Linked DNA regions of Homo sapiens: region 2 is linked to region 1. A link is a contact called in ENCODE POLR2A ChIA-PET data. All regions are on one chromosome and are shown on one strand. The core of a region is the stretch at or near the end of the contact, and the rest is flanking DNA. Distances in the headings are between cores, read along the strand shown.

The links. ChIA-PET counts read pairs that join two places held with the same protein, here RNA polymerase II (POLR2A).
Region 2: POLR2A ChIA-PET joins it to region 1 with 12 read pairs in MCF 10A. The contact joins the promoter of EPGN here to the enhancer-like site in region 1. POLR2A ChIA-PET finds 5 or more read pairs at or near these places in 2 of 52 experiments (MCF 10A and activated naive CD4-positive, alpha-beta T cell).

Annotation. Positions count from the first base shown.
Region 1 is chr4:74,405,831-74,412,544 of GRCh38, forward strand. No RefSeq gene overlaps it. Among named protein-coding and RNA genes, the nearest start is that of AREG, 36 kb to the right of the region's middle. Within about 2 kb of position 2,966, at least 2 of the 41 ENCODE cell types and tissues checked have a DNase peak (open chromatin) inside an H3K27ac peak, as active enhancers do.
Region 2 is chr4:74,305,164-74,311,877 of GRCh38, forward strand. EPGN (epithelial mitogen) reads left to right here and starts at 3,307. Exons shown (of 5, transcript NM_001270989.2): 1 at 3,307-3,413; 2 at 3,930-4,019. The coding sequence starts at 3,371. All of the region lies in intron 2 of LOC105377276 (a long non-coding RNA gene), which reads right to left.

The DNA of each region.
Region 1 (6,714 bases), core at 1,716-4,215:
TTTGTACTTCAAGTGCCCAGATTTAACTCCTGGCTTTATCACTTACTGTCTCCCTGTGTCAGTTATTAAATAATACTAATTTTCAGTTACCCATCTGTAAATGGAAATAATAATAGTACCTCCCTCAGGAAATTGTTACTGATATTAAATAGGTGTTAATTATAATCATCATCATCACTAGGGAAGACAGCTATTAGATAACAAATCATAAAGCCATTAAATGTTACGAAAGAGAAACCACAGACTGATATGGTAGTATATATATATATCAGAGGGACCTAAACACCTCTAGAGGAATCAGGGAAATATTCCCCAAAAAGAATGCTTAAAGCCCTGAGTACAGGCCGGGCACGGTGGCTCACACCTGTAATCCCAGCACTTTGGGAAGTAGAGGTGGGTGGATCACGAGATCAGGAGTTCGAGACCAGCCTGACCAAAATGGTGAAATCCTATCTTTACCAAAAATATAAAAAAATTAGCTGCGCGTGGTGGTGGGTGCCTGCAATACCAGCTACTTGCGAGGCTGAGACAGGAGAATTGCTTGAACCTGGGAGGCAGAGGTTGCAATGAGCTGAGATCGTGCCACTGCACCCCAACCTGGGCGACACGAGCAAAACTCCTTCTAAAAAACAAACAAACAAAAAAACTCGAGTACATTTTAGATTTTAGTTAAGCGGAAGGAGTGACTAGAGGTGTTTTCTCTCCAGGTAAAAGAGGGAATCTGAGCAAACACCCTGAGATGGAAGAACACAAGTCACATTTGAAGTCCTGGAGGAAATCCTGTAAGATAAGTCTGGATTTTAAGGACCAGATAGGCCGGGCGTGGTGGCTCACGCCTGTAATCCCAGCTCTTTGGGAGGCCGAGGCGGGCTGATCATCTGAGGTTGGGAGTTGGAGACCAGCCTGCTGACCAAAACGTAGAAACCCCATCTCTACTAAAAATACAAAATTAGCTGGGCATGGTGGCACATGCCTGTAATCCCAGCTACTTGGGAGGCTGAGGCAGGAGAATCGCTTGAACCCGGGAGGCGGAGGTTGTGGTGAACCGAGATCATGCCATTGCACTCCAGCCTGGCCAACAAGAGCAAAACTCTGACTCAAAAAAAACAAAACAACAACAACAACAACAACAAAAACAAGAAAAAAAGGAGTAAGGAGCAGATAGTGGGAGATTAGACTGGTGAAATGAGCAGAGCCAAATTAAGCAGGACTTTAAGGTCATATTAGAGATTCTCAACTATGTCCAAAAAAGAGCAGCAAGACACCAATAATAACAGCGTCCTCCCTCACCCCACACCCTTTCCAGGAGCCACTGCTCCGTAGCCACACTAAGGGGCTTGATTTTTCATCCTTTATTCCCCTCTCTGACTCCCAGACATGCTCCCAATGAGGATGAAAGGGTTTGGATTGTTAGTTCTGTCGACCAGGAAGGCCCTGATTTGTGCTCAGTGCTGGTGGGGGTGGGGGTGGGAGATTTATTTAAAAAGAAGAGGAAAGAAAAAAAGAGATCTCTATAGGCAAGTTAGCTTTTCAAAGTTTCAAATAATAGAATATATGCCATGTGTTTCTTTTATCTCTTTATCCAGGTATGTTTGACATTATATTTTAGATTTGGATTTAAGAGTCTAGTATTCCATGGATTTTCTTTTATCCGATGCCCAGAGATTTTTAATTTTTTTCAATGTCTTCAATGCATTCAGCTTCTAAGTAATCTAATTGATGTGGGATTATTAGTGTGCAGACGAATAGACTAAAATATAGATGTAGATTTTTTTCAAATTACATATTTACATCTATAAAAATCAACTCAATGAAAAATGTTAAAAGTATAGAATTACTTATAAATAATTCTTGTTTGTGACTCCTTAAAATTAGTATAATTTTCTCCCCTAACTTCAAGGATTGTGATAAGAATTACATGGAATAACATATCTAACGGATATTCACTCTATGTGTATATTACCTTCCCTTCTGCCAAAAGGACTGTTCTTAGGAGAAGCCAAGACTAACCACATGGAGCTGACCCATTTAATCTGTATCTTTCATCTTCCTCAGTTTGATTTGGAATTTGTCAGTGGTAGGATACTAATGGAGTTGATATTTTTGGCTACAATTAGAGTATATGCAAGAAGGTTAAGCAAAAGCACCAGTAAATGCAAAGTTGTTTTGGATTCCATTTCTCTTTGAACTGTGTCCAAAAAAGAGCAATCAAACACCAATGCACTTCCCAGTGAAAATCTATGCAGTTATGAGTCCACAATAACTTGTCAGACTTTGTCTAGGTGGAGCTGAGCTGAAAAAATAAATCTAAAAAAATAAACTGCCCTAGGCTACCATTCCTGTGATTTATTTGAATGAAAACACAAAATTATCTGAATGCATAAGGAAATTATTATATTAAGTGATCTAAATAAGAAGAATTCAATGTCTGGAGAGGAGATGACTGTTTTTTTTCAAAAGCACCAGAATTCCTGCTGACATCACTTAGAATCATTAGTCTTCCTATAATTATTTCACCTTCTCTTTAACCTTGTGTTCATGCCTCCATTTGTCTACATTTTTGTCTTAACTGGACAAAAATCACACAAACTCTTTCAAAGTTGTAAAACCAGCATATTATTATTTAGATTTTTACCAACTTGAAAATCCAGTTGGTAATTTTGTCTTTAAATGGGAGGTATCTGAATTTTTGAATAAAATTCAGTTTTGCAATATTTTACTTTTATAAACAGCAATAAAATGCATCAGAAAGATCCATTTATATCAATAGTTCTGAGAAACACATACTCTAAGAAATTTCCAGATGGTATCATGGATTATACAACAGAAGTATTCATGAGCAAGCCAGAATTGAAATAACACAATGTCTTGTTTTACCTATGTGACATGTACATGAGGTAAATAAATTTTCTTCCCATATGGTGGTTTGTATAGGTGGGGACATTGTTTGAAATGATCACACATACTTGCACGCTATTCATGCCTGGGCTTTTTTCACTGAAGAGGAATGACTAAGTGTGACTACAGCAGCTCACGAGGCCAAGAATTCCAGGAAAGTCTTCTTGCCTGCCCAGGTGCAATCTGTCATTGGTTCAGGGATAGAAATCCTTTCTGATCATCTTCATAACCCCCGGCAACTCAGAAAAGTTAGTTAAACAAGTAGTCTCTCAAATTGGATATTAGTTATCCCAAGATGGCCAGCAAACAATAGCCAGTGGCAAAAACACGTGACTGATTTTGCCATATATTCCTCACAAATATAACTTTATATAATCCCTTAACCCTGTGGGTATCAGTCCCGGCTACACATTACTATCAAATTTAGACTTAAAAAATGTCTATGCCCAGGCCCTACTCTAGACAAATTAATCAGAATTTCTTAGAATGAGATTTGGTGTTTAAAATCTCCTCATGATGTTTATATGCAGACATGGCTGGGAACAGTGGCCTCAAACAATGGAATCACTTAGTGAACTTTATAAAGTAGAAATACTTGGGTTCCACCCCCAAGGATTCAGACTTAATGGTGTGGAATGTGGCCTGAACATGAAGAGTTTTAAAAACTCCACAGATGATTCCAATATGCAGCAAGGCCAAGATGACCTTATAGATGTCTGCCTCCTCTCTTTACAGATCTGTAGAAATCTAGGAAGAAGAAGGCTCTTAAAGCAGTGGCTCCAATATGGGGTCCCTTGAGAAGCAACAGAGATATTTATAACTATAATAATTCTTCACATTTATTTTATATTCAGTATATTTCATAGTGTTTTCCAAGGCATCACATCATATTGAATAATCAGTATGGAAATATTTTATTCTTTATTATTATTTAATTTTATTATTTTTTCAGAAGCAGGGTCTTGCTCTGTCCCCAGGCTAGAGGGCAGTGGAACCATCATAGCTTACTGCAGCCTTGAACTCCTGGGCTCAAGCTATCCTCCCACCTCAGCATCCTGAGTAGCTGGGACTATAGGCACAAGCCACCATGTCTGGCTAATTTTTTTTTTTTTTTTTAGAGACAGTGTCTCACTGTGTTGCTCAGGCTGGTCTTGAATTCCTGGGCTCAACGATCCTTCCCCTTCGGCCTCCCAAAGTGCTGGGATTACGGGCATAAACCATGGCACCCAGCCTGGAAATATTTTTTAATTAATCTAAAAAAATGCAAAACTGATACCTCTCTAATGTTGCCTATTACGTTCTTGTATCTACTAGAGTTTAACTCATACATAACTTCTCTAATAAACTACAAGTTGTTTAAGGTTAATTTCTATATCATATTATCTTTATATACTGTACAAGTGTTCCATAAATGTTTTAATCTGATAAATGTTCAGTCAGTTTCTCTTGAATGAAAGATCGAATAATTCTGTTTGCTCCGATGAATACTATTAAGCATCTCCTCTGGGCTGTCTGACGCAGGCCCTCTAAATACAGTGGACTTTAAAGCTCCTAGCTCCTGTTTTTAAGGAGCTTACACTACAGGAAATGTATGAAATACTGAGATCTCAACTTCCAGGACGAATCCATGCCTCACATCTGTACTGACATGCCGTAGCAGAGCTCCTGGACTGGCATGAACCAAAAAAAAAAACAGGAGACATATGCCTTTCTCTTGACTAACAGACAATCAAGAATCAGCCTGTCTTAGATTGTTGCAATCTTTCTATCATTTTAAATCAACAGCTTCCTATTACTTTGAGCTTCCTCACACAAGAGACTTAAGCACCACAACCAAAGGAATGCATTAGCAATGCTTAGAACAAAAACCTGAAGTCTTAGCAGATGATGCAAATGCCTCAGGATGTCATGTAATCTATATTCAATCTCTTCATAGGAGAGATTGTACCTGAGTCTTTTATTTCTACTGGTGATTTACACCTGCAATATTTAAGATGAAGATATGTGCCAGGGAGATGTCTCAGCATGCATGAGTTTAAAAAGCAATTAAAATAAAACTGTATGTGTGCATGTATAATAATCACCCATCAGCAACTCTAAGAAGAATAAGGGTGGCTTTCCCTTAGGTTAGGTAAAATTGAAAAAGTGGCTAAGGAAACCCTCAAAAAGCCTGCTGTTAATCCAAGCTCTTGTACTCCCACAACGTGCTCCAGTGTCAGAGCTCATTTATCATCCTTTTAAGCAAAGATCTAACGAGTGCTGCACTCCCTTTGCAAGAAAAACAGGGCATCATCAGAGAGACTGATGGAAACTATAACCTGATTTGAAAAGCAGCCTCATTGGCCTTTATGATTTCAAGACTGTCCTAGGGAAGGAGGGGAAGAAGTGAAAAATCATACATCCCCCTAACCTTACTCCAAGTTGCATCCTGATTCACAGGCACCTTGTCTGCAGGGTAGACCAGGTAAGACTTGGCCAAAAATAAATGTGCTTATAGCTACTAAATTCTACTTTGGATTTTACAGTTTAATTTCATTGGATTTTGTGATCCAAACATCTTTTATTTTCACAGCCAGGCCGAATGGGAAAATGGCAGTGATACTGTTAAAAAAAACTCTGCACTTCGGCTTGGCGCGGTGGCTCATGCCTGTAATCCCAGCACTTTGGGAGGGCGAGGCGGGCAGATCATGAAGTCAAGAGATCAAGATCATCCTGGCTGACACGGTGAAACCCCATCTCTACTAAAAATACGAAAAATTAGCTGGGCGTGGTGGCAGGCACCTGTGGTCCCAGCTACTCAGGAGGCTGAGGCAGGAGAATTGCTTGAACCCGGGAGGTGGAGGTTGCAGTGAGCCGAGATCGTACCATTGCACTCCAGCCTGGGCCACAAAGCGAGACTCCGTCTCAAAAAAAAAAAAAAAAACAAAAAACAATAACAAACAACAGCAAAACTCTGTGCTTCGCATGAAGCCAAGGTAATAGTCAATGTAAACACCCCATTGAAGAATTAACATTATGCTGGGATGTAGGGTGGGAATGAGAGGGAAGGTTATTTTGAGTTTTTAGTCCAAATATAAAAGTGATTTATATGGATAAAAAATGTTAGTCTGCTTTTAAGTTCAACTTCAGTAGAATTATTTATTATAATAGCCATAATTATTTTTAAAAGCACCTTGAAAAAATTTCAGTGTGGCAATCATTTAACCAAATTACTGAGGCAAGAATCTCAGAGTCTAATCTAAAATTAGTGGGCTTTTTTTGTTAATATTTCTTACCATGTTTCTACAAATGTTCATCTTAGGTTTATTGTGTTTCAAAAACAATAGACATCACCCAATACCTTATTACCCTTTTGAAATGAGGTAATAAAAAGAGCTAATTGCTGGGGAGGAAAAAACTAAACCCTGAATATTCAAACAGCTGATCTACATTAGGTGTCAGTTTCCTTTTCTAAGGCAAAACAAGATGATGATCCACTAACTGCTTTTAAAGATTGTAAACTCACTAACAGGATATAATCATCTTGGCATGAAGATTGCATAGAGGAGAATTTGGTTACTACTAAATAGTTAAGATGAAAATATCAGCTGATACTTGATATAAAGGCAAGATAAGTTTTATTGAAAGCACATTTCTGCATTGCAAATATTAACATTTGAAGGGATAAATAGTTATTTTGTTTTATATTACTCAGCATTTTATTATTCAGAATTCTCTACTAATTGGCACTTCTGAAAATTTCCAGTACAAGGGTAGTTATTAATCATTATTACAACCCTGGAATACTGAAGCATTGCAAAACATTATTTTAAAACT
Region 2 (6,714 bases), core at 2,057-4,556, 100 kb before region 1:
TGGCAGTTGTCACTCCCTACCCAGTACTGCAGTTATGTATGTACTTTGCCTAGAACCCTTTAGTTCCTTGAAGTCAGAATCCATGCATGATTTCTCTATTTGTCTTACAAATATCATCTCACCCAGCCTAGTGCCATGGATATAGTAGTCATTCAATATTTTATGAATGAATGCAACTGAATCCATGAAAGTGATAGAATAAACTTAGAGAGAGAATCAATGAACTGATCACCATTCTCTGCCAATGACCAGTAATAAATTTTGGTTAAGTTAGTGAAACAGCCAGGAAAAAAAGATAGAAAGGGGAGGGAAGAATAAACTTTCAGAGATTCTCTCTTCTAGCATAAACTTCTAGAAGAAGAGAGATAAGTAAATTGAAAAGACTGGAAACATGGCATGAGAGAAAAGTAGTAGTGGAGCTCTTAGCCTCTCATTTCCTTCTCCTTTCTCACCCTAACCTGCTTTAATGCATATTAAGAATGAATAAAGATATCAGAAAAACCACCTTACAGTATCCATCTGCCCCCCATTCTTTAGGATTTGGAGAAAGGACTTTTGGGTGAGAGGATTGAAGATGTGAAGGGAGTGGACTTTCCTGTAAAGATTGTTAAGTGGGAGCCATGAGTATGGGCCCCAGAGGAAAGGCAACATGTTTGATGACTTAAAGTTACTTTCTGGTATACTCCATAAGCTAAAGCAGAAGATGGGTTTCTATATTAAGTGGCCCAGTTTACCAGAGAGGCTTCAGTTCCATCTCTCAGCACAGATGTGAGTGAAAATCACAGTTAATTAAATATTTAGTTTTTTTTCTAATAAAGGTAATTTATTTAAAGCTTGATTTTAGGAGATAATTGAGGGAATTCTTTTGAGATCAGTACAACAACTACTACAAGAGAACACAGCTAGGTAAATGGAAAGAGCATACGATTTAGAATCTGTAAATATAGAATTGAAGTCCTTTTTTTTGTTCGTTTTGTTTTGTTTTGTTTGTTTGAGACAGGGTCTGTAGCCCAGGCTGGGGTGCAATGGTGTAATCATGGCTCATTGCAGCCTTGACCTCCCAGGCTCAAGTGATCCTCCTACCTCTGCCTCTCAAGTAACTCATGCCCAGCTAATTTATTTTTTGTAGAGTCGGGGTCTTGCTCTGTTGCCCAGGCTGGTCTCAAACTCCTGGGTTCAAGCAATCCTCCTCCCTCAGCCTCTGAAAGTGCTGAGATTACAGGTATGAGCCACTGCACCTGGCCAGGATTGAAGTGCTGACTCTAGGCATGTCCTTTGGCAAGTCACTTAATTCTTTTGGGCCTCAATTTGTCATTTGTCATGTGAGAATAGAAATAATGCCTATTTATTTCCTTATTCTCTGAAGACAGATTCATTGAGTATTTACTAGATGTTAGGCACTGGATTTGTTTGGGCCAGGGTTACTGAAGAAAGAATTGAGATGTGTAGGGAAACCTGTAAAGTGCAAAGGACTGCACTAGCTACAGTTAAGAGTTTTTACAAAGATAATCTTTGTACTTTGATGTCTCAGTCTTAGAAATAAACTATTTAATCCCAGCACTTTGGGAGGCCAAGGTGGGTGGATCATGAGGTCAGGAGATCGAGACCATCCTGGCTAACACAGTGAAACCCCGTCTCTACTAAAAATACAAAAACTTAGCAGCGCCTAGTGGCAGGCACCTGCAGTCCCAGCTACTCGGGAGGCTGAGGCAGGAGAATGGCATGAACTCAGGAGGAGGAGCTTGCAGTGAGCTGAGATCGCACCACTGCACTCCAGCCTGAGTGACAGAGTGAGAAAACATCTCAAAAAAAAAAAAAAAGAAAGTATTTAATATGAGTCCTAACATCTCCCTCCAGAAACTACAAAAAGAATTGTGATGGTTTATTTAATCTTTTGTAAATGATTTCTTTTTAAATTCTCAGCAATGGTGCAAAGACGATTGTTCAATTTATAATTCAAATGTTATTTGCCTGGGAAATATATTATCTAGAAATCGACTTAGTAATCAACAGTTTTTTAAAAACCTACAAAAGTAGAAATGCAAAATGTAGACACATTTAAAGCGAGCCAAGTACTATTATATTATTTTAACTTTAAAATGATGACTCCTGTGGCAAGTGATTGCCCAAGTTATAATGAGTTCAACAAGCTTGTTCTTGTGTGATTTCTAACACCACATTTATATTTGAATAGTGAAAGGGCTCCTTTCTGGTAAATCTAATTTGCTGAGTGGACATGATGCAAAAGATAACCTATCTTGACTTGAATATGTTTTTAGGGTTTTGAGGTTTCAAGTTTCAAGAAAATACAAGGAATTGAAATTCCAGACAGAAAGACTCAATGCCTCAGGAAGATATATTTATAAATCATTTATATTAATTTGGGGCAAGTGAAAATTTCTGTAGTTGTAAAATATAGTAGCTGTAATGACATATTTTGGCCTTTAAAGTGCCACTTTAATAATTACAACTAGATGAACTTGAGAAATAATTTGAATGTTGTATTAACTTAGAAACTTTCTATTCATTGGATGTATCCAAACTAAATGTCATCTTAATTTTCTCTTAATGGAGAATTTTAATATTATTATTATTGCTATTATCATTATGTTGGTACTTTACTGGTTCTCTGTAGCTTAATCATTGGGATGCAGATTTAAGCATTGTTGTTCCTGGAATATGGCAGCCCATTTCATTTACTCAGAAAAATGTTAAATAGCAGGATGACAGAAAGGTGAATATTATACTATTAAAAATAATTTTATTTACAGCACTTGTCATAGTAACACTAAGAAACAAACACTAAAATGGAATATGAAACCTCTGTGTTTTCACAAATTTAACTGTTCTCTGCAACTAAATTAACAAATTATCTTGATTTGAAATGGAACTTATAGTCTGTAATAAAAGGTGGTATAACCAACTATAGTTTCAGGTATATTTCTTTTAGAAACAGGTTATGCTGCTTCCTAATTTGCAGTTATGTTTGTTGAACTCCCGTATAGGTTTCTAGCATAGTTTGAGCTGGTATAGTTCTCTTCACACCAATGGGAGCCTTTCCTGAAATTACATTTTGTTCTTGTTGTTTTAAGTACTTTTACATACATGATTATGCCCACAGGTAACAGGAAACCAGTGTTTCAAAAGAAAACTTGATCACATTGCTAGATAATACAGGTATCCTAACCAAGTGCGTGAGCGCCCAGAGGCTTTCTGCTGCTGCCAGAAGTACATATTTTTTTGATTGGTAAGAACTGCCAGATGACGCTTCATGAAATATAAATGCAACAAAGACTCAGAGAGCTCAATAAAAACCTTCCACCCGTCAGTCTAGAAGGATAAGAGAAAGAAAGTTAAGCAACTACAGGAAATGGCTTTGGGAGTTCCAATATCAGTCTATCTTTTATTCAACGGTAGGTAATTTCCTTTTGTTTTGTTAACTTTATATCAGTGTAAAATGTGAATAGAATTTATTTTCTCTGCATTAGAGAGAAGTTGGCTTCTAACAGTTGTTCTTTATGACAAAGATCAGAGTAATGAATCTGTGGATTAATTTAGTTTCTTATGTCCTGTATGTTCCTTTCCTAATATATTTTGACACCTTTTTTGAGACCTCCAGAATGTTTGCTTTATACAATTGAAGAGTAATTGATACATTTAGCTACTATACTATAGGGTTCTTATTTTTTAATTAATATGTAAATGTATCAATGGTCTTAAATATTGGGTTTTTATTTGCTTTAATCCTAATATAGTCAATGGAATGGATGAGAAACTGTAAGTATGTTGCCCTAGTCACGTTATGGATTTCAACTGTAATAAATTAAAAAAATAGAAATTGGAATAAACAGAATAAGAATACTTTCCATCTGTTGCTTGTACATAGAAGGAGGCTCTCTGTTAAAGATGCTTTTGCCCCCTTAATACAGCAATGACAGCACTGACCGAAGAGGCAGCCGTGACTGTAACACCTCCAATCACAGCCCAGCAAGGTAACTGGACAGTTAACAAAACAGAAGGTATTTTCTTCCCATTTTCATATTTCACAAGACTTTTCTAAAACTTGGGAGAGAAATTTGGATTGTGATAAAAGCAATATTGGCCATTTTTAATATATATTTTATTATTAGATAATCAGCTCTTTTAGCAGGATGCTGTTAAATTGAAGTGACAGATAAATGTGCCAGGAAATAATTGCCTTTTTAAAAGGAGGAAGTTAAGCAAATGAGACAAAAGCTGTCTTCAGTTACTGTCTTGAATGTGAAACAGGCCACATTTTCTGCTTCATTTCTGCTTGGTTCCCAATAACCCCTGTGTGTACAGAGACAGTTTGTCCCCATTTTGGCATTCTTGATGAGCAGCATTATATTTTGATCTGTGATTATAAGCTTTGATGCCAAAGACATTATGGCTACAAGATGAACAGCACTTTCCCTCATCTTTGGAATGACCTTTTTTTCTTGTTTGCTTTGGAGTTTTTGTTGTTATTTTAGCATATGCTGTATTTCCTAACCACTTGTACCCAATTTTTGTTGTTGATGGTAATGATATATTTTCTTTTGCACTTAATTATTATCACAGTGGCTTCTGGATGCTCTTGAGCATCAGCGTTCTTTCTCTAATCTGTTTAAACTCTTAGAGGTGAAACTTGGAAAGCTTGTTGCTTACCAAGACCTGTGACTGAGTGGTTATGATTCTTCTGCAAATCGCATCCTGATTGCTATGTGAAGGCTGGCAATTTGATTTAGGACAGAGGAAACAATGTCTTGCACTCAGAGTCAGGCAAATAAAGGAAGATTGTCATATCTCAGTGTTCTTCATGTCACCAATAATTTAAAATTTTAAATGATTGTCTCGAAATATTTTACCCATTTGATTTTTTGAATATCTGTTGATTTGCAAAACGAAATCAATGTGGGTTATAGAATAACTTTTAGCCAACTATTTGTCTTCTAAGCCTTCAAACAAAGAGGAAACACCTTATTATAATTATTATATTCAGTACTATATTATACTGGCCTGGCACAGTGGCTCGTGCCTGTAATCCCAGCACTTTAGGAGGCCAAGGCGGGCAGATCACCTGAGGTCAGGAGTTTGAGACCAGCCTGGGCAACATGGTGAAACCCTGTCTCTACTAAAAATACAAAAATTAGCTGGACGTGGTGGCGCATGCCTGTAATCCCAGCTACTCAGGAGGCTGATGAAGGAGAATTGCTTGAACCCAGGAGGTGGAGGCTGCAGTGAGCTGAGATGGGGCCATTGCACTCCAGCCGGGGTGACAGAGTGAGAGTCCGTCTCAAAAAAAAAAAAAAAAAAAAAAAAGAAGATAATATACTGCAGAAAATTAAAGAAGCATAGTTTTCTCTCAATGACTGACTTCGTAATAGCATGCTCAGTACTAAATTTTTTTTTCTTCCTTAATGGTGAACAGCAAATAAAATATTTTGAGTTACAAGTAATAATAATGGTAAAAAGGAATCCAATACAGTCATCCTCCGTTATTGGTTGAACATTGGTTCCAAGACCTCCTCCTCCTGCCCAGAGGGTACCAAAATCCACAGATGCTCAAATCCCTTATATAAAATAGTGAAATATTTGCATATAACCTATAGACACACACCCATGTACTTTAAATCATCCCTTGATTAGTTATGCCTAAAACATTGTAAACGCTATGCAAATAGTTGTTATACTGCATTGTTTAGGGAATAATGACAAGAAAAGTCAGTACATGTTATGTACAGATGCTTTTTTTTCAAATATTTTCCCTATGAGGTTGGTTGAATCCACAGATGTGGAACCTATGAATACAGAGGTACAACTGTATATCATTTCTGTATTTTTCCTTTGCTTTCTTGATGGAGAACTTTAATTTTTCCTTTTGTTTTTTATCTAACTTAAAAATATCAATCTAGTATCTTAGAAAAATTTTTATAAAGTTATGATCATTCTCATTCTTAGGGGAAAGATGAGTCTCTCTGGTATAACTTTTCTTTAGAAATGGCTTAATTCTCACATTTTTCTACCAAATCTAGTTTCAGGCTTAGTTAATCGAACTTGTTTAGTCTTGAAATAGAAAGCACCCAGCACAGTTTATAATGGAAAATTCTCACTGCCTGAGAATTAATTATTAAAATGATAAATTATATTCATCCTATTCAACAAAATGAACGTGAATTAGAAGATAATGTGTGTTCTCACCAAAATAAAGTAATACAACATAGTATTTTGTTTGTAATCTTAACATCTAAAGATTTAGCATTTTTAATATAAAAAAGAATGCCTTTTAAAACTGTTTTTTCCCTACAAACAAGTAAGATTCTCTTAATCTTAGCAAGGCAAATATGGTATACCTTTATCATAATGATGAGGAAATATGTTTATTTATAAAAATGACAAGTAAAATCCCATTAATTCTGTTTGAGAAACATTTAAGAATCAATAAAGTATGCCCCAAAGGACTCAATTAGGCAATTTTACCTAAGGGTCACTCCCACTGCATAAACACCAAGAATGGCATAGGTCTGTCTTTTGTACATCAGAGAGAATCAGGAATAAGAATCTTGTTTATTATCTCACAAGTGTAAATTCAAATCTTCGCAAGTGCTGACTTCTCAGGTGTAAAGGAAGAAAATCGAAATATTATGTGAGATCTTCTATGTTAATTAGTATTCAGACACAAGTCTGGGAAGCATCGCTCAAAATAACCTGCTA